Regions from separate parts of the Homo sapiens genome. Here regions 1 and 2 are each linked to region 3. Evidence: read pairs that join two places in POLR2A ChIA-PET (ENCODE). Cell type or tissue: MCF 10A. All regions are shown on one strand. Each heading gives the region's core, and the rest is flanking DNA. Links, peaks and the distances in the headings are about the cores only. Region 1 has its middle 17 kb from the start of KRT83. Region 2 overlaps LINC00592 (long intergenic non-protein coding RNA 592). Region 3 holds the start of KRT86-AS2 (KRT86 antisense RNA 2).

Region 1 (10,291 bases), core at 1,626-9,625, 58 kb after region 3:
GCTCAGTAGTGTCAAGTGAGAAAAGAACAAACTTTTATTGTGTTTGAGCCATTCAGTGGTGTATAGGGCTGCATGTAGGGGCAGTGGGACCGTTCCACCCTAGGTATAGACCATAAGGAGTAAGTTTTTTTTTTTTTTACAGAATTTAACAGCAATAATAAAATAGACTAAATATTGGTCTTCATTATCACCAGTCACCAGCAATTCTAAACAATGTCAATGGTAATAAATTCTTCCCCATCAGAGCAGACTTCTTCCATCCTCCATTCCCCTTTGATGATTTATCACCTGGGATATTACACATTTTTTTTTAAATAGCAGCTAGCTTTGTTTACACTACATGAATACAATAGTGCATTTGGTTATCCAGGACATTCTGCCTGCCCTGCACTTAGGTCCTTCGGTGGAAAGTGCTCCCAGATGCTTATCTCTCTATAAAGCTGCCATGCTTTGTGCTGCGTGACCCTGGATACGAGATTAGCAAGATTAGGCCAGAAATTGGGCCAGAGGTAACCATGACCAGCATGGATATCAGGGAGAAAGCCAGTCTTGATGGGAGACTCTGCCTAACAGGGGTGTTGCATATGAGATGCAGATCTACTAGCCCAACCCAGTTTTCTATCTTTGAGAATATACAAGCACAGCCCTCTCAGAGAAAGTGGGGGGAGCTGCTCCTGAGAAGATGACACCCCACGTGGGCTACTGGAGATGCCGTTGATACTGAACAATGATAAGCCTTCTCCCATTAGTCTTTGCACACCGTGATGCTACTGCTGAGATAGATGTCTTTTCTCCCTAATGTCCTCAGGTAGCCTCATCATATTCCCCCATCATCTAAATTGCTGAGACATGGGTCTTCCTTGAATTCTGAAAAAGCATGATGAATATAGGGAATTAGCAGGTAAACATGGAATGTTAACAAAAAGAGATAATTGTAAATTCATCGGTTGTTGGGGTGGAACTCATGACTTAAGGACAGACTATGAAGAAGGCATTTGAAAATCTTATGAAATCAAGGAAGGAAGTATTTAAGTGATGATAAATACTTTTGCTTCTTTTTCTAAGAAGCAAAACTGCACAGAAAACTACCTCACCAGAGAATGGAGATGATGCTTTAAAAACTACAGACTGTAAGGCTTTAATATTGTTGAATGAACAATTTCCTGTATCAGAATACGTGCAGATACCTGAACACAGATGTTAGGAACAGAGCGCCTGCAATTATTGAGATCCCTCCCCAACAGTTTTATCTCCCAGAGGGCAGAGGAATCCATGAGACTAAGTGCTTTCCTGGTCCAAAAAGCTCTAATTGCTGATATGACAATAAATAAACCTAAGAGAAAGAAACCTTGTTCTTTGCTTTTCCATCACAGCAATGGAAGAACATTTTTGGACCGTAACTCTAGAAAAGTATGTTTTATAATTAAATTTCAAGAAATTATTGGTATGACACATAGTAAGAGACCCTAGGAAGAGGAAGAAATATAAAATAAAATTCTGCAAGTATTTTCATAAATAATTTTAATGAAAAAGGAAGGAGCTAGGCATGTAAAGAAATCAATGTTGCTAAAGAAAGAGATATTTGAACCCAGATTTTTTTTTTTTTAAGATGGAGTTTCATTTTTGTTGCCCAGGCTGGAGTGCAATGGTGCAATCTCGGCTCACCACAACCTCTGCCTCCCGGGTTCAAGCAATTCTCCTGCCTCAGCCTCCCGTAGCTGGGATTATAGGCATGCGCCACCACACCCGGCTAATTTTTTTGTATTTTTAGTAGAGATGGGGTTTCTCCATGTTGGTCAGGCTGGTCTCAAACTCCCGACCTCAAGTGATCCACCCACCTCGGCCTCCCAAAGTGCTAGGATTACAGGTGTGAGCCACTGTGCCTGGCCTGAACCCAGATTTTAAAAGGCTACCTTTATAACAGCCTGAAGGCAGGCTACATAATATCAATTTCAAAGACAACAAAGTAAGTTGGCTTTTATTTTCTGCAAGTAATTCTTGAAACCAGAAGCAGCTCAGGGATGCACAGGTGAGGAATGGGGCACAAGGTGAGGAACAGATCTATTGGTTGAGGAAGAGAGTGTGACATTAGCAAATAGAAGAAGCAAAGGAAAGCACTCGGGGCCTAATTTGCTTCTTTCTTCCTCATCAGAGTGAAAATGGTCACTCTTGAAAAGCAGGAGAATGTCATTTGGTGAGCTAGAGGTCAAAGGCATGACACTGAGGCTTCATCTTGATGGCTTAGAGGCCTAGGGCTCAGATAATATCACATTCGGGGGACCAAAAAACGTGTAGAAATGATGGAGAACAACTACAAGAAATATTGGGAGAGTGATGTCAGCAAGATAGTGGGATAGTTCCAGCCCTTGATGTCCCCGGAGAAATACCAATTTAACAACCTTCTATGGGCAAAAATATCTTTATGAGAGCTCTAGAATCCAGGTGAGAGTTTATAGCACCTGTGTAGGGCAAAGAAATAAGAAAAGATGTAACGTGTATTGAAAAAGGGTAAGAAGGACAGCTTCTTTTTACCGATGTCACCCCTCCCCCAAGCTTACATAGCACAATGCAGAGAGCAAAGAGAGGGAGAGAGAGGGAGAGAGAGAGAGATCCTCTCAGCCTGAGAGTTCTGCTGTGAAAGGGAGAGTGAAGTGAACTTCTGACTTTTCTACAAACCCTGGCATTAAGCCCATATAACCATAGACTCTGGCCCCTGGCATTAGGTCCATCTGTAGATCCTGGCACCAGGCCCCACTGATGATCCCAGATCCTGGCACCAGGCCCGCTCAGCTGCAGACCCTGGCACCAAGCCTATCTGCCCACAAACCCTGGCACTGGGCCTACCTATGGGCCTTGACACCAAACCTGCCAGTCTGTGGACCCCAGCACTAGCCCCACCTGAGGACCCCGTCACCAGGTCTGTTTATGGATTCTGGACCCTAGCACCAGGCCCACTTGTCTGAGGACCCTGGCACTGAGCACACCCTCCTGTAGACTCTGGCACCAGGCCCACCCAGATTGCTGACTGGGGTGACTGCTGAAGGGCTTTCCCTGCCAAAGCCAGCCTAAAAAGACTGGAAGAGGTGACGGCTTCTTCAAATGCACAGACATCAATGTAAGGCTACAAAGATAATGAAAAATCAGAGAAACATGATGTCATCAAAGGAAGAAAATGAAGCCCCAGTAACTGATCTTAATGAAATGAAGATCTATGATCTGCTTGACAAAGAATTCAAAATAATGGTTTTTTTTTTTTTTTTTTTTTTTTTTTTTTTTTTTGTTGTTGTTGTTGTTGTTGTTGTTGTTGTTGTTGAGACGGAGTCTTGCTCTGTCACCCAGGCTGGAGTGCAATGGTACAATCTCAGCTCACTGCAACCTCCACCTCCCAGGTTCAAGTGATTCTCCTGCCTCAGTCTCCCGAGTAGCTGGGATTACAGGTGCCCACCACCACACCCAGCTTATTTTTGTATTTTTAGTAGAGACAGGGTTTCATCATGTTGGTCAGGCTGGTCTTGAACTCCTGACCTCAGGTGATCCACCTGCCTCAGCCTCCCAAAGTGCTGGGATTACAGGTGTGGGCCACCGTGCCTGGCCCAAAATAATAGTTTTAAAGAAGTTTGGTTAATGATAAGAGAACACAGATAGACAACTAAGCAAATTAGGAAAGCAACACATGAATAAAATGAGAAGTTCAAGGAAGAGATAGAAACCACAAAAAAGAACCAAACAGAATTTCTGGAGTTGAAGGACAGTTACTGAACTGAAAAATTCAGTAGAGAGCTTCACCAACCTATGCAATCAAGCAGAAGAAAGAATCAACAAGATCAAAGACAGGTCATTTGAAGCTAGCCAGTCAGAGGAACGAAAGAAAAAGAAAAAAAAAAGAGTGACAAAAACTCTGGTATTTTTACAGGACACCATAAACAAACCAATATATGCATCATAGGAGTTTTAGAAAGAAAAGAGAAAATGTACAAAAGATTTATTGAAATAAATAATGGCTGAAAATTTTCCAAATGTGGGGAAGGAAATGGACATCCAGATTCATAAAGCCCAAAGGACCCTAAATAGTTGAACCTGGAGAGGTCTACACTGAGACACGTTATAATTAAATTGTCAAAAGTCAAAGACAAAAAGATAATTTTGAAAGTAGCAAGAGAAAAATGACTCATCACTTTCAAGGAAAATTTCCTCCTCACTGCCCAAGACTATTAGCAGATTTCTCAGCAGAAACTTTGCAAGCTAGAAAAAGTGGGATGATATACTCAAAGTGTGCAAAGTTTTTACTTTGCTCCAAGCAAAAGTTTTTACTTTGCCACCAACCAAAAAGTACTATATTTGGCAAAATTGTCTTTTAAAAATAAAGGAAAGATAAATACTTTCTCAGACAAACAAAAGCTGAGGGAGTTTATCACTAGCCCTGCCTTATAAGTACTAAAGGGAGTTCTTCAAATTGAAACAAGAGGATGCTAAACAGCAACCTGAAAGTACAGAAAAATATAAATTTTACTGGTAAACATAAATATATAGACAAATTCAGAATAATATAATATTGCATTGGTAATATGTAAATCACTTTTAGCTCTAGCATAAAAGTTAAGAGACAAAAGTATGAGGAATAACCTATGACCATAAAATTGGTTAATGGATACACAATATAAAAAGAAGTGAATCCTGACATAAAGTGTTGGGGAGAGGGAGTACAAGTATAGAGTTTTTGCATGTGATTGAAGTTATCAGCTCAAAATAGAACAGTATAACTATAAAAAGTGCTGGTTATATAAGATGAATAGGTCTGAGAGATCTACTATACAGCATAGTGCCATAGTTAAAAATATTGTATTGTATACTTAAAAATTTGCTCAGCAGGTAGATCTTATGTTAAGTGTTCTTATCACATAATAAATAAATAAACAGGGTAGAAGGAAACTTTTGGAGGTGATGGATAGATTTATCGCGTAGATTATGGTGACTGTTTCACTAGTGTGTACACATCTCCAAACTCATTAAGTTGTATAGATTAAATGTGTATAGCTTTTTGTATGACAATTATTCCTCAATCAGACTGGGTTGAAAATGTAAGCACACGCACAAAACAAACAAACAAAACAAAAAAGAAATCTTGGTACTTAGGGAACAAGACGGGGGCTCTGAGGTTGGATAGATAGTGATCTCTTGGTTCTTAAGCCTGGAAAGAGGACAAATGCCAAGGTGACTCTCAAGGATTTCCAACAAAAAGGAGACTGCATGGCTTCCTTAGGAAATGTTGAAGTCAGCCGGTCCAACTCTTGCTTGTACAGTTGAGAACACTGGGGACCAGAGAGGGTAGGTGACTTGTGCCAGGCTGCACGAGTCAGCAAAGCCACGATGAGCATTGAGCATTTGGGGCACTCGCCTTGGCATTTGTCTCAGTGTGCTACTGCTTATCTTTGTTGCAGAGACAAGTTTAACCTACCAGAAAGTGTGGAGGCGTTCTTGACTCTTCCCCCTGGCTCACATCTCAAATCCAGTGAGTCAAGAAATCTAGTTGGCTCTTTCCTCAAATTCTATCCATAGCTGGCCACCTCTCACGCCCTCCAGGGATTCTCATACCCTTCTCCCTGGCAGGAGCCTCTGCCATCTCCTAGGATTGACCCTTCTCCCTCCTTTCACTGTCATGTCGCCTACAGTCTGTTTCCCAGGCAGCTGTCAGAGTGATCATTTAAACAAGTCGGGTCATGTCAGTCCTGTGCACAAAACCTTCCAAGGCTCTACACCGCACTCTGTGTGGGAACAGATGTCCTTACAACAGCTCACTGGCCTTCCATGACCTGTGTGGAGACTCCTCATCGCTGTATCTCTCTGACCATGCCCATACTCACTCCCTCACTCTCACTGCAAAAACCACACCAGCCTCCTTGCTCTTGGTGGGAACACCAGGCCTGTTTGTTCCCACTGTGGGTCTTTGCACAAGCTCTTTCCTCGGCACATGTGGCTTGCCCTTACCCCCTTAAAACCTTTGTCCAAATGTCCCCTTCTCAGTGGAGCTTACAATAACCACAGCCAAAATTGTACCCACTCTTTCTTCCAGCTCTCCTGATTTCCCTTAGCCGGTTTCTTTCTTCTTTCTGTAACACTTATCGCCATCCAACATATAATTTATTTATCTAAGTTTACAATTTGTCTCTCCCACTGTAATGTGAACCCACAAAAATATGTGTTTTTGTCTATTTTATTTACTGGTATATTCCCAGTTTATCTAAAGGTGCCTGGCATATAGTGGGTGCTCAGTAAATGCTGGTTGACTGAAAGAAACAAATAGAGACCAGCACGAGACAGGCCCCTCCAGAGCATCAGCTTTGAACTCTGGTTTCTATTTTGCTTCCCTTGTTTAGTGTGTCCACCATGGAGGAACCCTCTCACCTTCAGACACACTCAACTCTTCCCCATGGGTTAGGGTTAGTGTGGGAGTTGTCCTTCTGTGGCCAGCAAGTGGTGAGGGTGCCTCCCCAGGCCTCCTCTGTTGTCTTGGTTCCCCTTGGAGCTCTGTGCTGCAGGTGCAGAAACAAGGCCCTCATCTCAGACTGATGCTTCCTGGGGCTGGGCTGGAACCTGCTCCCTCTGCGTCCATCCTTACGCTCTGCTCCTAGCTTGTGACTCTGTCCTCTGTGTCTTTCTCTTGTGAGGAATGTGTGCATGCATGCATGTGTGTGCATGTATATGTGTATGCGTGTGCACGCATGTGAAAGAAAAAGACCAGGAAGACTCCTACTCTTTCCTGTGGTGTTTGGCTCTTTTCTAGTGCCCCTTGTTCAAGCCTGCTTCTCTGAGAGAGAGCTCCAGAAGATTGTTTTTTATTCTTGTTTTCATGCACAGAGAGCTCTACTCAAGGGCCTGGGGCTGAGGCGGTTTGGCATAATTGCCTCAAGACTGCTGCTGTGCTGTATAAAAAGGCAGTCCCATTTCCATCCTGTTCTTGGTGTGACACAGAAAGTGCCCTATAGGATGGGGTGGGAGGCAGGGGTGGGCTGTCCCTGGCCGAGGGCCCTGCTTTGTGAAGGATCTCATGCACTGGTTTATTTCTCTGGGAATTAGGTTTGTGCTCTGCCTGGAGACTCTGCACCCCCGCCTCTGTTCTCCCTGAAGAGTTGCCATCCTCTGGGACCTGACTTCGGTCTTGCCTCTTCTGTGACCCTCTGGCCAGCTATAAGTGACCTTCCTAGGAAGGCTAAGAACATGCTATCTGTGCCCCTTACCTGGTCATCTTTCCTTCTCTGGCTGTGACTCTTCCCTGCCTCTGTTTCTTCAGTGAGGTCAGGTTCTTCAAAGGCAAACTGTCCACCTAGCTTTATTTCCCCCAGCCTGTAGTTGAGGGCCTGTTCTGGTGGGACCTTACCTGCCAAATGAAGGCACCTGCTCCAGGCCGGCTCCTGAGGCCAGTGACCAGGCCTGGCACATAGTGGAGGGTCAGTCAGTGTTTGTGGACTAGATAAAGATGCTCTGCAGACGTTGGCCCCTCCCTCCTGAGTCCAGTCCATTCATTTCAACCAAGGCTGCCTGGGGACCTGGTATTTACTAGTTGCCAGAGGGGATATAAAGGTGAACAGACATGACTTCTGCCTTCAAGAGGAGCAACACAAAGTCCAATGGCCACCCTATAAGACGAATTGTAGCTAATAGCAATCATAGGGAAAGGCTTGAAGGGTCTGAACCACAAGTGCCTAACCTGAAAGGATGGGCTTGGTGGAAACCTCGTGGGACATAGCTTGGAGTTTCAAGAATGTGCTGGCTCAAGCCTCGACTTGACTGGTGGGATGATGATTCCTGGTCCTCTCACAGGTTGGAGGGGAATTAGGGGCTTGATAGATATGTCTAGGCCTGTGAGGTTGGAATGGCAAGGGCAGGTTTATTGGGAAGCAGGGTCTCTTTGATATGCCTATTAAAAGAGGCAGGTTGCAGTTTCCCTTGCGTTCTGCCTAGCGGGAGATTCCTATGCTCATAAATGGCATTAATAATGTTCTCTGCCTTTATGTTGTCAGGAGGCCTGTCCCCTGCCCAATAAAAGGCAGGAGCAGTAACAGGCCTCCCATGTGAGACCGTGTCATCCTTCAATCCTCAGTCCAGGGGACTGTCCCGCAGAACAGAGGCATGGCGAGCCAATCCTGCCACATCAGCTCTGGCTGCGGGGTCAAGAACTTCAGCTCCCGCTCTGCCACTGTGCCCAAGCCTGGGTATCACAGCTGTGTCAGTGCCATGGCCCATCATGGGGTCAGCCCTGGGGGGCTAGGCTCCAGGCGCCTCGGAGGCTTTGGCAGTCAGAGCCTGTGTACGGTGGGGTCTCCCCGGATCGCGGTGAGTTGTAGATGGCCCCTACACAGCAGGGGCAGGTTTGGCTACTGGGCAGGGGGCCTTTGCAGGCCCAGCCCACCCCGCATCACATCTGTTACCATCAACGAGAGCCTCCTCATGCCCCTCAACCTAGAGATCGACCCCAATGCCCAGTGTGTGAAGCATGAGGAGAAGGAGCACATCAGGTGTCTCAACAAGTTTGCTGCCTTCATTGACAAGGTGGGTCTGTGAGCTGTTTCCTGGGACTGTGGCTTAGGAAGGGGAAAGGGACTTGGAACCCGATGATAGGGTGGTTCTAATTCTCCTGTTACTGACTAGCACGTGGCTGTGAGAACGTGGCTGAATCAGGGTCTTGGTTTTCAAATGTTGCCATGTCAGTCAAATGCAAAATGAATCTGAAACCACCAGACAGAAGAGGGGTGTTTGCTGCTGCTGCTCACAGGCAAGCAGCAAGCATGATGTGTGTGCACCGTCCATCTTCCCGATCTCACCGGCACGCAGTAGGACAGTGTGGCAGAGCGGGCCACTCTGCCTAGGCCTGTCTGACCTCCCGCTTAGAGGAGATGCTACCGTCCCTAGCATGGAGCAGGAGCCAGGATGCAGAGGGGTCAGAGGCTCCTTGCCTGCTCCTCCGTGGTGGGGACATCATAGGAAGGCTGTGAACCCTTAGGACTTCTGCCCGAGGCACTTTATACCCTGCAGCACATGCATAGATTAAAGGCAGTGAGTTGAGAAACTTAAAGCATGGTCCAGGGAGAGGCTGTTGAATTGACTTTTCTGATGCTGCAGTTTCAGAGTCCTCCTGGTTGAGTGTATAGCTCTGGTTTCCTTTAACCTAATGATGCCCTCCCTAGGAGCTCACAGTCTTTGGGGGAGGACAGCCACCAAAGTTTAAAGGAGGAGAAGCTCGTCTTCCAGGGCTGAATGGTGTGTATATCTACACCCTGGGACTGCATAAGAAGGCACAAACCAGGGCGATGGTGGGTGGAAGTTCTGCTCTCAGATCAACGCTACATCAGAAGTGGGCATATCTGCACACAGAGGTGCTGGGTGTCCATTGTTAACATACCGCTGGCTGTCCAGATTACTCTTCCCTTCCATCAGCACAAAGAAGCTCACTGTAGAGTTAGGCAGGTTATTCATTGCACAAGGACACCTAGCAAGAGCAGGGGAGGTTGAAATCCAGCCCAGGCTTTGCTTGCAGAGCCATGTGCCCTGGCAGGGGGCTGGAGGCATCTTTTCCTAATTTGCTCAAAAGCACAGTGAGAACCCTGAGAGTGCATGCTCAAAGGGGTCTCTGCATGTGGCCTTTTGGGCATCACCCATGAATGCTGCTCTCTCCGTTGAGAGGAACCAGTTCTGGGTCTGGGGAGAGGAACTTATACCACTGCACCAGGCTGGCTTTTCCCTCCCTTGGGGTTGCTGATGGCCACCCTCTTCCCTCCAGCCTTCTTCCTGCAGGCTCCAAACTGCATTGAGCTCCAGACTACAAAGTGCATTGATATGGTGGGTTTAATCCTGCCAGAGGGCTGTCCCATGACCTGGGTCTGCATGTTGAAATCCAAGGCAGATGCCTTTTGGATAATCAGAGTTTTTGTTCCTTGTCCCTCAAGCACGGACAATTGGACAGTTGAGGGTTTGTACCAGGCTTGTACTCCCAAGAGGTTAGGGTTGGAGAAGAAATCACCTGCTTTAGGGCTGGTAAATGCAAACTTCAACGGGGGCTTGGTGGGTCACATGAATGAAGCCAAACTTGAGAGGCATGCCCACCTAGAGGGACAGTAGCTGCTGCTCACTCCAGCCACAGGCCTACCTAGCCTTGCCAGAACTTCTGGTATGTCAAGAGGGTCAGAGAGATCCAGATTCTTACTTGAAACCACTCAGTTATTAAGTGTTGGCAACTAATCAGATCTCTATAAAACAGTGTGCAAGGCAAGTAAGACATGCCTGTGGGCCTGATAGG
Region 2 (10,291 bases), core at 1,478-9,477, 56 kb before region 3:
GGCCTTGAGTCCACACTGAAAACTCCAATACCAAACCCATGATCACATGGTTCATTCAGTTCCTCCCTTTCCATACTTATAAATCCTTTCTCCCTTAGTGAGAAGTGTGTCTTCCATCATACCTGTGTGTATAATCAGTCTGTCTGTGTAGCCACCACTGCCAGCACAGGTGCCCTTGTCTGTACTGGGACAAAAACCCTCCCAGCTGCTGCCCTGGCACAATGTCTGCCTTCCTGGACCCAACTAATAGCTTTGGGACTAAATTATTTAGGAAGGCAGGCAGCTCTTTGGACATTTTGCTGACCAATGAATCATGACTTTTCCTGATCTTTGGAATGTTTTGCTTATAACTTTTTCTTAAAAATGATATGTTTTGCCATTTTTTTTTTTGAGACAAGGTTTCACGCCTGTCACCCATGGTGGAGTGCAGTGGCACGATCTTGGCTCACTGTAACCTCTGCCTCCCAAACTCAAATGATTCTCCTGCTTTAGCCTCCTGAGTAGCTGGGACCACAAGCTCATGCCACCATGCCCGGTTAATTTTTTTTTTCCTGTGGAGACGGGGTTTTGCTATGTTCCTCCAGGCCGGTCTCAAACTCCTGAGCTCAAGTAATCTGCCTGCCTCAGCCTCCCAAAGAGCTGGGATTACAGGCGTGAGCCACCGTGCCTGGCCTGTTTTGCCATTATTAAAGTACCAAATTTCATGAATAACTTCTGCAAAGGAGAACCATTTATTTATGCACAACACTTCTGACAGCAAATGTGTGAGTTTTCTACACAAAACAATTCTCCAGTTCTCTGCAGACACCAACTGGGTGTCCTACAATTTAATTTAGTTTGAACACTAACTACCCAGGGTAGGGGAGAGCCTGCAGGTTAAAGTCTCAGTCCCACAAGACTGCTCCCATTTCAGATGCCAATCGCAAGTACTGGGTACTCACACCTCTGTGTAGTTTGGCCACCAATCCAGGGTTCCCACAACCCGCTCCTTAGGTTCAATAATTTAATGGCTCACAGAACTCAGAGACACTTTCTTTAGGTTTACTGGTTTATCATAGAGGAGATTATAGAAGACAGACATGAATAGTCAGATGAAGAGGAAATAGGACAAGGTCTGGAAGGGTCCTGAGTGCAGGAGCTTCTGTCCCTGTGGAGTTGCGAGGCACCGCCCTCCTGGCACATGGATGCATTCTCCAACCTGGAAGCTCTCCTACCTCATAGTTTAGGGATTTTTATGGACACTTCAACACATAAGCATTATCAATTATTACTCAATCTTTAGCCCCACTCTCCTCCCCAGAGCGTGGGGAATGGGGCTGAAAGTTCCAAGCTTCTAATCAGACATTGACCTTTCTTATGACCAGCCCCTATCCTGATGCTCTCCAGGAGCCCACTGGCAGTCAGCTCATTAGAACCAAAACCCCACTCCTATTGTCCAGGAAATTAGGAGCTCTGTGTCAGGAACAGGGATTGAAGACTAAATATTAGAAAAAAAGTTGCTCCTAGCACCCCTATCACTCAGGCTATTACAAGGGTTTAGGAGTTCTGTGTCAAGTGCTGGGGGCAGAGACCCAATATATATATTGAATTATGACATAATTTGGAGAACAGAGAAAGGGAGTCAATCATAATTCCAGCCCTCAGTACAACCATTGTTTAGTATTTAAACATATTTCATTTTAGTTTTTTCCTCCAGTGCACCTGTTTTTCTTTTAAGCATAATTGTAAGTATAGTGTTGCTACCTCTTTCCATTCTCCATGTTTACTTAAGACAATAAAAACATTCACTGCTTATGAAATACCTGGCACATACCAAGATCTGTATAGATTGTTTTCTCTTTCTCATTTAATCCTTAACATAATCCTGGGAAGCAGGCATTTTCCTGACACTAGAGATAAAGAAACCAGGGCTCAGGGAGTCTCAGTTGCACTTTGGATAAGTGATAGAGCTAGGATTGGAACCTGGATATCTTTGACTCTGAAATCTCTGCTCTACCCATTGTGATATCCAGCCTTCCCAAGGCGTAAGTATTTTTTTTTTTGATAGTACAACACTATTCCCATAACTCTGATTTTACATGCAGACATATTATGCTAATGAGAGATGGTTTCACAACTTAACCACGCCTCTGTTGTAGAACACATGAGCTACTTTCTCTCACTCTATAAATAATGCCGTGATTGATATCTTCATGGATATGGCTTTTAACCAAATTGTTTTTCTAAAGGGTTGCCCTAATTTGAATGCCAGACTTAAACCGTAATAGCATATTATTATCTAAAAAAATAGTTGGTGCTTTTTTAGGCAACAGTATCTTGGTTTAATCAGCACATAGTTGAATACAGGCTTGGCTTTATTCAAGAAACATTTAAAGGGTACCTGCTATATACCAGGAATGATGGTAGGAATGGAAGATACACAGGTGTTTGCATTATACGACTCACTCAGAAAGCCAAAACCAGGGCGTTTCAATTACTCTAACCCATGACTCACTCAGCTGATGGTTTCAGGGGCTGTGCTGAAGAAGCCTTGGTGATATGGGTGCAAATGCCAAAAACATGGGTAAGTCTCACTGGCTCAGGGAAAATGTGATGCAGAGTAGGTGGCATTGCCAGCTGATGAGTGTGACAGTTACTAAGTTACTGTCTCTAGCTCCAAACCCACACTTAGACTTTCAGCTTTGGGGTGCTGGAGCCGACTCATACGGCTCACATGTGCCTTGTCAGCTGGCTTCTGGCTGGGATGTGCAGATAGGGGGCGCCAGAGGGAGACTTCGAGGCGTTGCTTTCTGTGGGCATCCCATCTGCTTGCTGTTCTTGTGGGCAGTGCGTCTTCACCCTGCCATCCGGTTGGCAGTTTTCCCTACACTTGGAGAATCAGCCTCATTGTGCCCTCCCACTCAGAGATGCCAGCACCAGCCAGCCTGGTACTGGTACTGTACTACCCCTTTCTCAGAGCTCTGGGCCCCAGGCCCACAGGGCCCTGCTTTTAGCACCTGCCGAGCAGTGCTTCCTCCTTAACAGTTTGAGTTTCAGGGGCTCCTCCTCTAAGTTTCCAAGTTTTCATAACCTCTAACTTCTTCCCTCTGTCACCTCACCCCTAGCTATGGTAGCTACTTCTGCTAGTTCTGTGATATTTTAGAGTTAGTTACTCTTTCACTTACCCAGTCAACAACTCTAAACCTAGTTAATAATTCTATTTATGTATTTATTTTTTGAGACAGGGTTTCATTCTGTCACCAAGGCTGGAGTGCAGTGGCGTGATCTTGGTTCACTGCAACCTCTCCCTCCCGGACTCAAGCCATCCCCCTGCCTCTGTCTCCTGAGTAGCTGGAATTATAGATGTACACCACCACACCTGACTAGTTTTTTAATTTTTTGTGAAGACGGAGTTTTGCAGTGTTGCCTGGGCTGGTCTCAACTCCTGGGCTCAAGAAATCCACCTGCCTCTGCCTCCCAAAGTGCTGGGATTACAGATGTGAGCCACCGTGCCAGCCTTAGTTAATAATTCTTTACTCTGTTCAAAGAACTGGTGTGGGTATTGTCTCCTTATTGAACCTGACTGATAATGGACAGGCCTTGAGCCCCCAAGTTGCTGAGGCCCTTATGGTAACCACATGTGTTATTTTGTTTTAGTTAACAGTGTACACAGAGACATGAGGAAATTGTAAAGTTGATTTTAAATCAACTTTAAATCAATAAAGTTGATTTAAAAAAAATCTTTGAGGATTGGTTGAAGTCTGTTTAATAAGCCATTTGAACTTGGGATCCCCTACCCCACTCAGAATAGCCAAATTCTGTCCCTCCTCTCCTCAGCAGAGGTTTATTCTCCAGAGATGGCTAGATAGAGGGTCTTTGTAACAAGGTACGGTACATCCTATTGAGGGAATAGGCACCTTACTGAAAAGATAAGAGAGTAAGTGAAGGTTTACAACTGAATGCTGAGACCCCTCTGTCCTCTTCTTTCATTTTGTTTCCAGAATGCTGGAAGCCAAGCTTGCACATTCTAGGCAGCCATTTGGAAGATTCTTCTCTGCGCATGACCAGCTGAAAAGGAAAAACCCCGAAACATTGGCACTGTGATTTCTCCATGTGAACAGTTTAGTTCGCCGAGGTGGACATGCCTCATTCATGCTTATGGAGTGACCGACCAGCCTTTAGTGACACCCCCTGAAATGTGAGTCATCCATGGGTCACTAGTCATTGGAGAAGAGCCCCTTATACAAAACTTGGAGCTCAGACCACAAACAACAACAACAATCCAAAAAATAAAAAAATGAAAAATTAGGAGCAGAGACTAAATGGAAAGATGGAAATATTAAAATAAAAATATTATTTTAAAAATTAATATGTATTAAAATTTTATTTAAAGTAAAAATAAATAAAATAAAAAAATTAATATTAATTAATACCAATATTCTCCCTTTTATTAATATCATCAGAAAAAGAAGATATTTCATCCTGGAAACAAGAGCAGAATGCAATAAAAAAGGTGTAGTCAAAAAACAAGATGAGCCCTAGGAAGTTAAAACAATGATAGCAGAAATGAAAAATTTAGTTAAAGGCTTTGAAGAGAATATGAAAGAAATCTAGAGAGTAGAGAAAAAGGACAAAGTGCTAGGAAACAGGAGAGCAAAGATTAGAAAATCAGAGACCCAGTTCAGGAGTTAGTTCCAGCACTGAATAAGGAGAGTCCCAGAAAGAGAAAACAGAAAGAATGTAAAGGAAGAAAACTCAAAGAAATAGCTTGAGAAAATTTCCTGAACTGAAAGATATGAGCTTGTTGATGCAATAGCCCACGAAATCCCCAAAAGATCGAGTCATTTCACTGGCACAGGGAAGATTCAACAAACTTATGATTGGGGGGAGAAGATTTCACATGAGAAATCTAGAATCAGAATGGTTTCAGACTTTTCAGTAGCAATACTGGTGGCTAGAAGGCAATGGGCACCCTTAAAATACTGAGGGCAAACATTTTACAACTCGGAATTCCACAGCTGCCAAAATTATGAATTAGTCATGAGAATAAAAAGATTCAGACACATACTTTCTCAACACATTTTCCTCACAAACCTCAGAAAGCTACCAGAGGATATGCTCTATCAAAACTAGAAAGTAAACTAAGGAAGAGATAGAATGTAGGAGAGAGAAAGTCCCCAGCAAGAGACAAATCTTAGCCTGATGATGGTGATGGGAGGTACCAAGGTGAGAGCAGTGCATCAGGTCTAGAGACCACCCAGTCCAGGTGGGAATGGGGAGAGACTCTGAGGAAAATGGCTCCAGATGATGAAATTGATAGAATCGTTGACATGTTCTATCAATCTATCAATGAGGGAGATTCTGGAATGATTCATTAACTCTGGGAAAAGTGAAAGTAGGGAAGCATATTGATTGAATGGTTCCAAAAGTAAATGAAGTATACTATACTCCTTTGCTCTGAATATCAATTAATGAAATAATTCTATCAGGATGAAGGGAGATGGGAAATACAGTGGCCCTGGGATGGTTGTTAAAGAGAGGTAAATTCTTACTTTTCAGAGTGAGAAGTCAATAGTTAATGCTCAAACCTGAAAAGTCGAGAAGTAGCAGTATAAATATGTTATTTAGAGATATGGATATAAGATTTAAAATAGAAGGCTAAAACTTGAATGTGGTTGCCATTGGGGAGTAGACATCGTGTGTAGGTAAGAGCTGTTACTTTTCATAATGAGTCTTATGGTTTACTTCTTTAAATCACACATGTATAAATGTGTTTTTTTGAAACAAGGTCTCACTTTGTTATCCAGGCTGAAGTGCAAAGGCATAATCATAGCTCACTGGAGCCTTTATCTCCCGGGTTCAAGTGATCCTCCCACTTCAGTCTTCTGAGTAGCTAGGACTACAGGTGCATGCCACTTTGCTCTTCAAAAAAAATTTTTTTTTTTGTAGAAACAGGGTCTCACTATGTTGCTCAGGCTGGTCTTGAACTCCTGGACTTAAGTGATCTTTCTGTCTTGGCCTCCTAAAGTGTTAGGATTACAGGTGGGAGCCACCATGCCCAGCCAGCATGTATAGCTTTGATAAAAATTTATATATCCATATCAATATTTATCTATCTATCTCTGGAGCATATTGGAAAGTGGTGGTTGAAGTGGAGAAGGGTGACTTTTTTTTTTTTTTTCCTCGTGCTGCTGGGAAAATTAGCCAATAGTATAAAAAGCTAATCAGCTAATGGTGGTGGATGGGGAAGTTTGGTCTTTTGCTAGAGCCCAAAGCAGCTTCATCAGAAGCTTTGAGTTCCTAGAACCCTGGACCCAAAGGCCTTGGGGGAAGCTTGTTTGTCTAGAAGAGCCAAGATCCTCTGAGTTGCCTGAGCTGGGTGGATCCATTCTCTCAGGACAAGAGAAGGATCCAGCCCTGGCCATAAAATCTGCTGACACTGGCTGCCCTCTGCAGAGGAGGGGCTCACTCTGTTTACCTGAGCTGGGAGAAAAGTGCCCTTACCTGTTAATACCTGGAGCAGCGAGAGAACTTAGGGGCTGTCCTCCCTCTTCAGTGTGCTGCCAGCTTGAAGGATGGAACCAACAATCAAACAGATGCCTCCTACTGAGGACAACGGAACAAAGAAAATAGAACTTGTTTTTGTTTTTCTTTTTGTTTTCTGAGATGGAGTTTCACCGTTTTCGCCCAGGCTGGAGTGCAATGGTGCGATCTTGGCTCACTGCAACCTCTGCCTCCTGGGTTCAAGTGGTTCTCCTGCGTCAGCCACCTGAGTAGCTGGGATTACAGATGCCCACCACCATGCCCAGCTAATTTTTTTGTATTTTTAGTAGAGATGGGGTTTCACCATGTTGGCCAGGCTGGTCTCGAGCTCCTGATCTCAGGTGATCCGCCCGCCTCGGCCTCCCAAAGTGCTGGGATTACAGGCATGAGCCACTGTGCCCGGCCAAGAAAATAGAACTTTAAAACAATCTACAGCACCAAATATAACCTCCATGGGCATCCAGCAGCACATTACTAAGAAATGACCTGGAAATAAGAATGAGGTTTTGGCAATTAAAAATAAATCTTAAAATTCAACGGAGGAAGTAAAAAGTAGAATAAATACTGCTGAGCCATGGGAGAGGTCATCTAGAAGGTCGAATGGAGGAACTATGTTGCAACACGAAACAAAAGCATAAAGAAATGGAAATAATGAGTGAGAAGAGCAGTGATGCTAAAGCTAGGAGATCTTGTATCTGAATAATATTTGTTCCAGAAGAAGAGAAAGGAACAAACGGAGTAGAGCCAATAAAGAAAGAAACAAGACAAGAAAACTTCTCTGACCTAAAGAAGACTTGAGTATTGAGCTCAAAAGCATTCTTTGAGTGCCTAGAAATAGTAACAAAAACAAGACACATACCTAATCACATGTTGGTGAGATTTCTGAACTTCAAAGGAACTTCAAAAGAAAAAAATCCTAAAAAATTCCAGATGTAAAAACAACCAACAACAAAACCAGTTACCCGAAGAGGAAAGAGAATCAGAAGGCCACTGAAGGCATCTTTTGCAATTTGGGAAGCCCAAGGACCATGGAACAATACTCACAATTTCTGGGGAAAGTTCTCAGATCTAAGAAGCTTGGCCAAAATATTATTTAAGTGTGAGGGGAGAAGACAGACATTTTCAGATATACAAAGGTATCCCCATGAACCATTTCTAAGGAAACTATCCAAGAAGGTAGTCTAGGCAATTGAAACTTAAATTTGAAAAACAAATGAGCAAAACAATTTAAAACTCACAATAGGGAAAGACAAATAGCATGAGAAACAGTGGAGACCAATACATCTAGTGGAATATGTATTAAATAAATGAATGATGAATGAAAGAGAAGACAGGGAAGAAAAACCGTTAGAAATAGTTTGAAACTAAAATGACAGGTTATTTCCACCAAATCCAGGATTTGGGATGGAGGGGCTTGTGGGGGTGAGGATGGGGAAATAAAAGGTGCTATAGGTGTGATCTAAATTGAGGGGATTACATTACTGTATGCTTTTGGTATGATGATAGTGAAATAGGGGTTCAAATATAACTTGAAAGATGAAAGTAACTGTTAGTAAACTTGCGGTAGATAGAAAAACTTCCAAATACCAGGCAGGGGAAACATGAGTAGCTACAATTTTCCCCCCTCTATGTTCTTTAATGGTTTTGTTATTATTATTATCATTATTTTTGAGACAGGGTCTCACTCTGTCACCCATGTGGGAATGCAGTGACACAATCTTGGTTCACTGCAACTTCTGCCTCCTGGGCTTAAGAGATCCTCTCTCCTCAGCCTACCATGTAACTGTAACTGGGACTACAGGCGCGTACCACCACGCCCAGCTCTTCTTCTTTTTCCTCTTCTTCTTCTTCTTCTTCCTCCTCCTCCTCCTCCCCCCTCCCCCTCCCCTCCTCCTCCTCCTCCTCCTCCTCCTCTTCTTCCTCTTCTTCTTCTTCCTCTTCCTCTTCTTCTTCTTCTTCTTCTTGGCTTAAGAGATCCTCTCTCCTCAGCCTCCCATGTAACTGTAACTGGGAGTACAGGCATGTACCACCACGCCCAGCTCTTCTTCTTCTTCTTCTTCTTCTTCCTCTCCGTCTTCTTCTTCTTCTTCTCCTCCTCCCCCCCTCCCCTCCCCCTCCCTTCCCCCTCCCCTCCCCCTCCCCTCCCCCTCCCCCTCCTCCTTCTTCTTCTCCTTCTTCTTCTTCTTCTTCTTCTTCTTTATATTTTGAAGAGATGGGGTTTTCCATGTTGCCCAGGCTGGTCTTGAACTCCTGAGCTCAAGCAATTGCCTGCCTTGGCCTCCCAAAGTGCTGGGATTACAGGCATGAGCCATCACACCTGGCCACTGTTCTTTAATTTTTGAATTCTTTTTAATGACGAGGCTGCATTGATTAATTGCCCTTATAATTATAATCAATGAAGTAAGAAACACTGAAAAGTAAATAGTGTTCAAAGATACCCTGTGGTGCCATAAGCAATGTGTTTGGAGAAACTCCTTTCTTCCATCTCTTACATTCTTTCCCTGTATGCTTCCCCCGCTATCCAGAAACAATGACTAATGACTGTCACTAGGGAAAAGGGCTAGAGAATGGCACGTAGGTGACTTTGTGAGGGCCCAGAATAAGAACTGAATAACATATGATGCCAATAAAGATGGCTATCTGTGTACTTACAAGTTCTTATTTGTTAGGGAAGGGAGATGTTCTGGCATGCACTATAGGGAATTTTTAATCCTCATCTTTAGAAAACCGGACTCTGTGATGGGATTTAGAAGACACCAGGTTGAAAGCCACCAATGGAGCAGCATGGTGAGAAGGTCTCTGGCCTAGAAATTAAGGTGCCTCAGTTTAGTTGTGTCTCTGCCATTTTTGTGAGCCATGTGTCTTTGCGTAACTCATTTAATCCCTCTGAGACTAATTTTCCCACTCCAGGAAAACTGTGTTGCTACACATAGTCAGCACTCTTAAAATCTCTTGAAATGTCTGTTGAATAAATAATGAACAAACAAATGAGTAAAGTGACTTGTCTAAGGTCGCCCTCAGTGTGAGCTGTGCCTGAGCCCACAGGTGTCCGGATGCAGCCTGATACTCCATCCAGGTTAGCACACCTCCCCCACTCACTCACCGGTCTCAGCACTCTGCACACCTCATGGAGACTCTGCTCCAGGTTCTTCACAGAGCACAGCACCAAGGTGCAGACCAGCATGTCCACAGAGCCATCGGCCACCTGGTGCGTGTTCTCCCTGGCAGCTACCACAAAGCGCTCAAACTGCAGGTGTTGGTTCTCTGCAATGCTTTTGATCAAAAACTTCTCAAAGTTGGGGTTGGGGTCAATACAGGTCACCCTGCACCCAGGTGGCTAGTACTTGAAGTTGGCCCCCATGCCACAGCCCACCTCCAGCAGGGAGAGCTTCTTGGAGGGGCCCACAAACTCCTGCAGGTTGCCAAAGAGCTCCTGCTTCTTGCTTGCCATCTGTTCTTTGTACATCACAGTGAACCTCACCAAGAAGTAGGGGAACCATTTTTGCACATCCAGTTCTACAAGCCCATAAAGTTCAGCAGGTACATGGGAAATGCTAGGATGTCAATGGCCAGCAACGAGGAGGCCCAGGAGACACTGCTGACCAAAGGCAGAGAGAAGTGCCCAGTGGCAAAGGGGATACCGCTCAGATGGGGATTGCATTGGTGGTCACACCCGACCCCAAGGATGTGGCTTTCTCCAGTAATGCTTTGCAGGCTAGAGCTCGAGGAGAGGAGTCTGAGGTTTAGGCTGAATAGGGCTGGAGATTTA
Region 3 (10,291 bases), core at 1,142-9,141:
CCCTGTGTTGCTGCCCTTCCTGCCTGAGTTCAGGCTTCCTTTGGCATCTTCTGGCCCCATGGGCACAAGGCAAGCTCACTGTGTTCTTTCAACAACCTTTGGAGATAGGAAAAATGATCACTCCCATTTCACAGATGGAGAAAGGGATGCCCAGAGAAGCTAGGTGACCACTGGTGACAGCAGGTGGATGGGCAGCCCTGTCTGGCCTCCTCACCTCCTGACTACAGCTCCCCTCTGCCGTCTGCTCCACAGTGTGAGGAATTAAAGGCAACTGTGCAGAAACACACGCAGAGCCTGAAGCCCAGCAAGGAGGATCTGAACAGGCTTAATCAGGCCATCCAGTGGCTGACGGTGGAGGTGGGCAGTGCTGAGAGTCAGGTGAGAGGTGGGAGTGGGGGGCAACAGAGTGGCCATGGTGGGATGGTGACCATTATTTATGACAACTGCCCCTCCCCACCTACCCTTTGGATTAGATGGCTACACTTTCTCTTAGTGAATGTCTAAGCATACAGCAGTGCAGCTGCATGCATATATCATGCTTACCTCTGCCTAGGACATTGTGTATTTTATGTAAGTAATGAACATGTAGGTAAATCTGTATGAAGATATATGCTTGTTTGTACATTATTATCTTTTTACTTGTGTATGTTCATTTTTATGTCTGTGTTTTGTTTTTCTCGCTCAGTATTACATTTGAGCCCATCTTCAGAAATTGCAAGATATTACCTAGAAACCCAGTTTTCTGGGTTCTATTTCAAAATGTGAAGATCTGGCAATGTTAAATTATGATTCTCAAATGGCAACATTTGGCTAGAGGAGAGAGGCCTCTATCATCTCTCTCTTCTTCACATGCGGTATAGGCTGCCTGGTGTGCCGCAGTCCCCACCACTCCCAATCCCATCCTTTGGATGTGAGGCAGAGGGTCCCTTGCCATTTATCACTGTCCTGGCTGCAAGTTATTATCCTTGTAGAAGAGAAAAGGTGCTGAGTCAATGTCGCCAGAGAAATGCAAGTCTGAAAATATAAAAGAGGTGCTGGTGATTTCAGGAAATGGGAGAGGGCAGATGTATTTGTGGAACTGGGTACTCCTGATGTATATTTAGCCTTCACCTTTTGATGCTTCCAGCTAGGCCTCTGCAAGCACTTGCATTTGTGAGCCTTAGAAAGGAGCTAGTCCTCCAGGATGTTTTCTTTCTCCCATTCTCTCTTAGCCTCCTCTCTTAACCCACCCACCTCCCAGCCCTCTCACACCCCCGCTGGCTCAAGTCTCACTCCATGGAGGGAAGGGCTTCTGTTCCCGGTCTTTTCTTGCTTTCTGCAGATGCAAGTGTCTCAGGCTTGGAAGGGTATTCATGGAGAGAGATCTCCCTTGTACAGGAATGGGTGACTCTGAGAAGGGATAAGCTGCTGAGGTTCTGAGGGGGCAGAGTGAGTGGGTGGGCCATCATGGTCAGGGTCCCACCAGCCACAGCTGTTCTGGTTCCCCAAGCAGCAAATACACTTCACCAAGGTCTTATTATTTTTCCTCCTGAAGAGTATAAACTCTAGGTTCCCGTGAGGAATGGATATTCTTCTTGCTAGTTTTCCTTAGGAAACAATAACCACAGCATTACATGCCAAAGAGCATTGGATGCTTCTGGGATCCTGGCTCATATTAGGAGTTTCTCCATACTAGACGTAAAAGGCTCTCTCTCAGCCATCCTAGATAGCCGGTTTCAAATCTTCACCCTGAAGGTAGACAGGTGGGCAGGTTCTTTTCATCTTGCCATACAGACAAACAAACACAAGTTTTGGAACAGGTGTGCTCACTCCTTGCAACCATGGACAATCTCCAATCCCTCATTGGCTCTGCAGCCTCAGAGCAAGGTCTGGATCCTTAAGGGGGAAGGAGTGAGGGCCAATAATGTCCTTCTGTCCTTGGTCTACCCTTCGCTCCCTACGCCCTGTGAACTAGAGGAAGTCAAGGACCCGCCAGCTCTGCAGGAGGAGGGTGGCTCTGGCAGCACCAAGGGCAAGCTGGCTTGGCTGGAGGCTGCCCTGCAGCGAGCTAAGCAGGATGTGATGTAGCAGCTGTGTGAGTACTGAGAGCTGTGATCGTCAAGTGGGGCCTGGACTTTGAGATTGCTGCCTGCCACAAGCTGCTGGAGGGTGAAGAGAGTGGATGATGGGTCAGCTGGGAAGTGCTTCAGATGTGGCTGCAGTGAGGAGTGCAGGGGCACAGGGCAGCACCACGCTCATCAGCCAGGGAAGGGTGGAGAGAGATGACCTAGGTATCCAGGAACTCGTTCCTCTAGAGCTAGGTTTCTCTCACCATCTTACAGCCCTTTGAACAAAAAGTTCTAGCTGATGTGTACTTTTGGCACCTGGGACGGGGTGACCCATAGTCATCCACCCCAGTATCAGAGACCAGGGGCCGGTTTGTCCATGGAGACAGCTGCAGGGACCAAGGCCTAGCCAGTGGGAATAAGGTCTCTGTGTGAAGTGCCTTCTTCTCAACTCTGCCCCTCTCCCCAGGCCTGGGGAAGGTGGGGTTACATGACCAGGTGGGGCTTGGCTTTCAACTCAGTAGACAACAGTAGGAGACAAGGGCTGTCACCAGGCTAGGGGAGGGAGGGGGAACTGATCACCCATGCCACAGGCATATTGCATTGATCACCTCCTTTAACACCTCACAAAACCCTGGCAGGGAGGTCCTATTATCCCCATTTTACAGATGAGGGGTAAGTTTCAGAGAGGTTAAGTGACAGCTTTAGGGACACACACTAGTCTTCAGATTATGGAGCTACCTGCTCTGGGGTCTCCTGTAGAGGTTTAAAATGTTCCCTCACGGTCTCACCTTCCAAGATCAAGTCAGGCCAAAGAAAGTGTAGTTTTTTTTTTTTTTTTTTTGGTCTTCTCTTTCCTCCAAAAAGTCATCAACAAAAGTGAGTTATATGAATTTAAGGCAGGAGTGATCAGAGAGCGCCAGGGAGCTTGCAGGGTGGAAGGACTGCTGTCTGGGAGGGTCAGGAGTGTGTGTCCTGGGGAATGCAGAATACCAAACCTAGTAGACAGATGGACTCACCTGCTTCCTTCTTTCCGCTGGCTTGGTCTGGGATTTGGGGCAAGGAGCATCAGTAAGTAAACAGTAGGCTGGCATGGTCGGATCTTATCTTATTATCTTATTCTCCTTATTCCCTCCTTCCCCGTCCACACCTTGGCGTGCCTCCTCTTGAGAAGGCAGAAGGGCTGTGTTTCTGTTCCTGTGTCTGTGACAGCTCCCTCTGTGCCTCTCCTTTTGTCGGGGGCTATTTCTTCTCTCGGGGGTGACTGCGTTTGCGTGTGTGGGGAAGGGGGTCCTGTGGTCTGTTCTCTGGGGAGAGGTCTGTTTACCTGTTCCTTTCGGGGAGTTTGTACATCTGTCTCCTGGTGGGGAGGAGGGTCTGTGTATCTGGAGGAGATGTCTGCAAGTCTGTCTTCTGGGGCTTGGGGTGGGGGGAGGAAGGGCTTTCCTCCCTCGGACAGTCGTCCTCCGTTCAGCCGGGCTCCGCCTGCCTGCTCCAGCCCCGAGCAGGCTCCGGCGCCCTGGAGACGAGCGCCCCTGGCGGCGGCTACGCGCTCTGCGGCTCTCCCGGCTGTGTCCGTGGGCTTTAGCTACACAGCTCCCGCAGATGTTGAACCCTTCCCGCCTCCCTCCGGAGAAGACAAGGAACCCTCAGCTTCTGCCCTAAAGACTTAGCCCTCTTGTGTCAGATGCCCCCTCCCATAGAGCTGACCCCACATCATCTTTCCTTTTTGCCTCCCACACCGGGACGTGAGGCGTTGGAGCACAGCTTACAGGACTATGACTGACCATCCCCAGTGCAGATGGCCTGGACGCTGGTGCCATTGGGTAGAGGTGGCCAGCTTACCTGGACCAAGAACCCTGCCCCTCTGAACTGTTCCCACCCCTTCTTTCCAGGGACTTCTCTGCAATAAAAAGTTGTGGAGTGGTCTGAGCTGCCAGGAGTTTAAACCCGGATTCTCCAGGCCATTCCCAGAGCACAGACAAACCTGGCTGCGGTGGAGGGGTCAGGGCGAGAACAGTACCAGGAAGCAACCTCCTCCCCTCCTGCTGTGAGGGTCTATGTGACTTAAGTATATGATGATTCGATATTATAGAACCAGAGTCTTTAGGATGGGGAGCCCGGAGTCCATGGGGAAAGCGAGAGAAAGGGTTCATTCATGCAGAAGAGTCTAGCCTGGGGCCCATAGCTTCTGGGCAGCAGAGCTGAGAATTCCATTCTCCATCCATCCATTCACTCTACACATACTTACTGAATGGCCTCATAGTGCTTGGTTCAGGGGACAGGATGGTGAGGAAGACACTCTAGGATTCCTGGAGATGAGGTTCTGGGTAGGGAGGTGGGCCATAGACGAGGAAACCGAGCAGAAACAGAAAAGGGTGAGATGGGGATTGGGCCAGTGCCTTCTATCACCCTGATGGGGCATTTGAAGACAGGTGGCCCTTGCAGATGGGGGCTGGAGAGAGATGAACACAATTGGGTGGCCCAAGCTTGGGTTCTGGTTTAACACACAATTGGGCCACCGAGTTGTGTTAATATGATCTGGTGGCGGGCAGAGGAACAACACACTATGGTGGAGGAAATTGTGGGCTGTGAAATCAGACGGAGGCTCCAGCTCTGTCTCTACTTCAGATCCAGGGTGTAAGTTGGTCCGAGTTTTTACAAGGCATTGGATTTTGGTGGTCGGAAGATAGAGTGGGGTGGCTAGATAAAGGCTGGATTTCTGGGTTCTTTCCCTGCCACACAGACCCAAGAGAAGCTTCTGTACAGTGAGCCCACATTCCTTTCTATTGCATGAAATTACATCATCAATGCAACAATAGTTTCTGCTTTCTATGTCCCTGGGTGGGGCTGAAGTGCGTCATTGGCCAGAGGCTTGGGCTTTACTTTTTAAGGCACTCTAGTGCCAGAGTGTCTGCTGTGTTCTTCTGGGTGCCTGCCCAGAGGACAGGTATCCAAAAGGCCCTCTTCTTGTGTAAACAGAAAAGTCTCATGCAAGAGGAATGGGACTGAAACTTGGCTAGCCGGATGCCACCCTCCTGAGGGGTAGGGGGCATGACCCCACTGGGCTCACACATCAGCCCTGGTTGATAAATACTGACCTGCCAACACTCGCAAATGCAAACAAGCTGCCTGAAGATTCTTTCAAGATTCTTTAGTCCAGCTCTGTGCTCCTTGCATTTTGCTAGGGGATCATGAGATTCTCTGCTATTCAAGCCCAATTTTCTCCAGCTCCTGCTATGATGATCATGTCAACAAGGGAACTTTGTGGGAATTGTAGGCAGGATCTAGGATGTACATTCTGCAACCTGCGTCACTCAGGACTGTTGCTCACATTTTCCCTTTTCAAATACCGAACCTGGACTTGCCTGATGTCAATCCAGAAGATCCCCAGGGCTTTGGGGTCAGGTTTGAGTTTCTTCCTGGGCCAGGGCCCTGTGGATCACAAGCAATGTTTGTGGTTTGGAGACTAATTCCCTGAGAGGCTCCCCTGGCCATGGGCCACATTCCAGACTGGGGTGGGAGGAAACTGCCCAGTGCATTTATGGAGAGTCATTCCCCAGCCCATTTATAAGCTTTGTGAGTCGGGTGGCTTCTGAAGGGAGGAGGGCTGTCCTCAGTTCAGTCATTGCTTCTCAGCAGAAGGGCACTATAAGGTGTGAGTCCTCTGTTGGCTCTGCATGCCTGCCTCACACTCCGTTGTATTTAAACATGTCAGATGCTAACTTGGCTGTGGTCATGTCTCTATCTGAGCCCCAGGAGGGCAGTGAAGGTCTCATCCATCCTCAGGGTCTGCCACAGAGTAGATGTGATGGGGTTGAGGCTGCATGGTCCTGGTTGGTGTGTCCTGTCCTGAGATGTATTGGGCCCTGTTTTTGACCATTGGCATGTGGCATTCTGCATAACCCCTTGGAAGTCTCTTGTGGAGTCTAAATGCAGTCCTTCCTGCTGTGATTTCAGCTGTAAGAGATCAACCAGACCAGCCTGGAGTAAGGAAGGAAGGGCCTTGATCCTGTTCCCAGTCTTATTCTTACCTTGTCCAAACTCTTCACCTGTTTCTGGGCCTCAGTCCTGCCCTCCTCTAGATCTAAATTGTGAAGATTCTTTTTTTCCTTCTTATTTAATTTTAAATTTATTTTTGTAGTGATGAAGTCTTGCTCTATCACCCAGGCTAGAGTGCAGTGGCAGGATTATAGCTCACTGCAGCCTCAACCTCCTGGGCTGAAGCGATCCTCCTGCCTCAACCTCCTCAGTAGCTGGGACTACAGGCACATGCCTCCACGCTCTGCTAATTAAAAAAAAAGTTTTGTAGAGATGGGGTCTCACCATACTGCCCAGGCTGGTCTCAAACTCTTGGCCTCAAGCAATCCTCCTGCCTCAGCCTCCCAAAGTGCTGGGATTACAGATGTGAGCCACTGTGCTTGGCTTTCTTTTTCCTTGTTTTCTTCCCTACTTAGTCCCTCTGAGCCAAAGGTTAGCTGCAAAATAGAGTAACTATCAGAGGGTTGTTTGAGAAAAGGTATTGCTGCATGTAAAGTGCTTAAAGCATAGGAAGTTATGTAAGTGTAACTATTATTTCACTTACTGGAATTCTTTAGAAGGTTTTTGAGCCCCCTGAAACAATTTTTTTTTTTTTTGAGACAAAGCCTTGCTCTGTCGCCCAGGCTGGACTGCAGTGGCGCAATCTTGGCTCACTGCAAGCTCCGCCTCCCGGGTTCACACCATTCTTCCGCCTCAGCCTCCCAGATAGCTGGGACTACAGGCGCCTGCCACCGTGATGGGCTAATTTTGTTTTTGTATTTTTAGTAGAGACGATGTTTCTCTGTGTTAGCCAGGATGGTCTCGATCTTCTGACCTCGTGATCCGCCCGCCTCAGCCTCCCAAAGTGCTGGGATTACAGGCGTGAGCCACCGCGCCCGGCCAAGTTTTGAGCCCCTTTAAAGAAAGCTCTCCAAAGTCCAAGGGTGGCTGAACTCCATCTGCCCCACCTGGAGTGAGAGTGACCATAGGGCAGGAGGAATAAGTAGGCAAGCCTAGGGGTTAGAGCAAGGGCTCCTTGGCCAGAGGGCACCTCCCTAGTATGACCCCCAGCAGCATCTGCCCATCACTACGCCCACTTTAGCCCCACTCCCCATCGGTGACCCCTACCTCACCAGCACACATGGGTCTACCCATGTACCCACACTGCACTCACATCCACATGTACCCACAAATCTCCCTTTTTCAGCACATAGATGCACACATGTCCACCATGTATAATCACACATTTAGAAACCCTCACCATCTCTCTCACACACACGTTTCCACACAGGTGCCTGGAATGTGCATGTACCTGGATGCAATCATATTGCTCCACTCGCAGTTACCTCTAGGCATTGAGCAATGCAGAATGAATATACAAACAACATGCGCATACACTGCACAGTTGCATGAAACCTGGACTCCCCATTTCCCTCTAGCCCCTAATCCTGTCCCACCTCTCCCAAAGAATAACAGAGTTGACTGGGTGCGGTGGCTCATGCCTGTAATCCCAGCACTTTGGGAGGCTGAGGTGGGTGGATCACAAGGTCAGGAGTTTGAGACCAGCCTGGACAATAAGGTGAAACCCCGTCAGTACTAAAAATACAAAAATTAGCCCGGTGTGGTGCAGGCACCTGTAGTTCCAGCTACTTGGGAGGCTGAGGCAGGAGAATTGCTTGAACTAGTGAGGTGGAGGTTGCAGTGAGCTGAGCCTGCACCACCGCACTCCAGCCTGGGCAACAGGGTGAAACTGTCTCACAAAAAAAAAAAAAAAAAAAAAAAAGAATAATAGAGCTTTAAATTGGTAAGGGATGTTAGTAGCCACCTAATCCAAGCATTTTTTTTTTTTTTTTTTTTTTTTTGAGACAGAGTCTCGCTCTTGTTGCCCAGGCTGGAATGCAATGGCGCCATCTTGGCTCACTGCAACCTCCACCTCTCAGGCTCAAGCAATTCTCCTGTCTCAGCCTCCCAAGTAGCTGGAATTACAGGCACATACCACCACGCCTGGCTAATTTTTTGTATTTTCAGTAGAGATGGGGTTTCTTCCTATTGGTCACGCTGGTCTCAAACTCCTGACCTCAGGTGATCTGCCCACCTCGGCCTCCCAAAGTGCTGGGATTACAGGCGTGAGCCACCACGCCCAGCCCCAAACATTGTATTTCATTAGCAGATACACTAAGGCCCAGAGATGGGAGGTGACTTGCTAAAGGTCACACAGTGAGATGTTCCATTTTCTTCACCATTCTGCACCCGGGGCATTATGTGTTTGATTCCTTCCCGCCTTGCTCCTCTGTCTGAGCCTGTGCAGGAATGGGAACCTAGAGGGAGGTGAGGATTGTGGGGCCGGAGTAGGAAGGAAGAGAGGGTCAGAGCTAGAGGGAGAGTGAGGGAGTGAAATACGGCAGGTCACTAAGGCCCAGCTAGGCTGAAGTTGGAATAGGTGAGAAGTCCATCAGGACTGGAGTTGTAGTTGGCTTCTGAACTAGGGAGGGATGGAGCTGGTGCTTGAGTCTCAGGTCTGGACTCCTGACAGGGGCTGCTGCTGCTGCTGCTGCTTCTTGTTTTTTTATTTTTTTGAAACAGGGTCTTGCTGTGTCGCCCACGCTGGAGGCAGTGGCACAAACATGGCTCACTGTGCGGCTTCAACTTCCTGGGCTCAAGCTGTCCTGCTTCGGCCCCCTAAGTAGCTGGGACTATAGGTGCACACCACGTCGCCCAGCTAATATTTTTATATTTTATAGAGATAGAGTCTCACTGTATTGTCTGGGCTGATCTCTAACTCTGGGGCTCAAGCGATCTTTTCACCTTGGCCTCCTAAAGTGTTGAGATTATAGGTGTGAGCCACTGCACCTGGCCTAGGGCCAGCTTCTGAGCTGTGTGATGTCACAGCATACAGGGCTGGTTGGAATGATTGATCACAAATTCTGGAACTTTCTAGGATTGTGTCCCTCTCAGAATTCCATCAGGGGTGGCTGAGAGACCTTGGTTTGATTCTAGCTTTTACAGGAGAATTTGTTCTTTTCAGTCCACTCACTTCTGGTCTCTTAATATTCTTAATAATTTCTAGTGCCCAGAAGGGTAGGGGTGGGGGACTCCCATTTCTGCTGTATTTTCTGGGCCTTGGACTGGAAGTTTAGAGATTCACTCCGGCTTAAAGATGTATGTTCAGGGAGTCACCTTGGCCCATAGTGGGGCTGAGCTGTCATCTTCCCCTTCCCCTACCTCGTCAGTGTCAAGTTAATACTTCCATGCATGAAGGAGCTGAATGGCCCTGGTAACCACGGAGGTTTCTCTCTGTACTTGCAATCTCTGATCACAGATATCAATGTAATAAGAGGTTGGCCATAAGAGGCCCTGATCCCTAGAGGGACTTCTACTTTACATTCTGCAAAAGAATAACACTAATGATAAAAAATAGAGTGATAATTTTGTGGCATGCACCATCTAAACCTTTTACGTATATGAAATCCTTTAACTCATCAACTTATGAGGTGGTTGCCCTTTCTATCATCCTCATTTTGGAGGTGTGGAAACAGGCACAGAGAGGGTAAATACATTGCCCAACCCACTCACCTAGGAAGGACCAGGGCCCAGCTTGGGGCCCAGGCAGTCTGGCTGGAGTCCGTGTCCCCCCTCTATGCCACATCATCTTGCTATGTGCTGTTTTCTGTCTTTGAGGAAAATGTATCAGCTGTGGCAGGTCTCCAAAACCCCAGAGTGATGCCATTTAAAAAAAAAAAAAAGAAAGCCAACATCAAAGGCTTTTTGAAACTTTAAATCATATTCATGTATTCACCTCTTAAAGAATTCCAATAAATTACTCAGGCATGAGTCTTCCCTACCAAAGCAATGGGTGATGTTGCCTCAAGCTTTGAGTGATTGGTGAATCTGATTTTCATGATCCATCAGTTTGCAGATATGCATGAGATGTTTTCTGAGAGACAGCTGCAGTTTAGTGAAATGAGCACTAGCGACACACACAGGGCTTAAACCCCAGATGAACCACCCAACTAAGTGGGTGACCCTGCCCCAATTATTGAGTGCCTCTGAGTTCTGGCTTCTTCATCTGCAAGGTGTATCATTAGGGTTGTGTGGATAAAGTTACATCAAATAGGGGCCTAGCACAACTCTTGGCTAAATCTGAACCTTCTATGAGGCGGGGGATAGAAAACTGTACTGGAGACCCTTGGCTTGGCCTTTTGCTGCTCCATGTGACTTTGGGGACC

The links. Peaks named below come from ENCODE experiments on the same cell type or tissue, not always from the same donor. Only the 100,000 strongest peaks of a DNase experiment are listed, where the experiment ranks them.
Region 1: POLR2A ChIA-PET joins it to region 3 with 22 read pairs; 10 of 35 experiments call an interaction of 5 or more read pairs at or near these places.
Region 2: POLR2A ChIA-PET joins it to region 3 with 15 read pairs; 10 of 35 experiments call an interaction of 5 or more read pairs at or near these places.

What each region holds. Positions count from the first base shown.
Region 1 is chr12:52,333,070-52,343,360 of GRCh38, forward strand. No RefSeq gene overlaps it. Among named protein-coding and RNA genes, the nearest start is that of KRT83, 17 kb to the left of the region's middle. In MCF 10A, for the core only: no CTCF peak of the experiment used is centred there; a DNase peak (open chromatin) is centred at 5,672.
Region 2 is chr12:52,219,466-52,229,756 of GRCh38, forward strand. It overlaps LINC00592 (long intergenic non-protein coding RNA 592), which reads left to right. Exons shown (of 5, transcript NR_027358.2): 4 at 2,512-2,563; 5 at 3,981-4,415. It also overlaps the pseudogene TMT1AP1. Among named protein-coding and RNA genes, the nearest start is that of KRT7, 8.6 kb to the right of the region's middle. RefSeq lists an enhancer at 2,486-2,565. In MCF 10A, for the core only: a CTCF peak has its summit at 2,783; a DNase peak (open chromatin) is centred at 2,770.
Region 3 is chr12:52,275,569-52,285,859 of GRCh38, forward strand. It overlaps KRT86 (keratin 86), which reads left to right. Exons shown (of 11, transcript NM_001320198.2): 2 at 253-378. KRT86-AS2 (KRT86 antisense RNA 2) reads right to left here and starts at 3,588. Exons shown (of 2, transcript NR_199073.1): 1 at 3,373-3,588. RefSeq lists an enhancer at 4,509-5,708. In MCF 10A, for the core only: a CTCF peak has its summit at 3,574; DNase peaks (open chromatin) are centred at 3,593, 4,943, 5,503, 8,933 and 1 weaker place.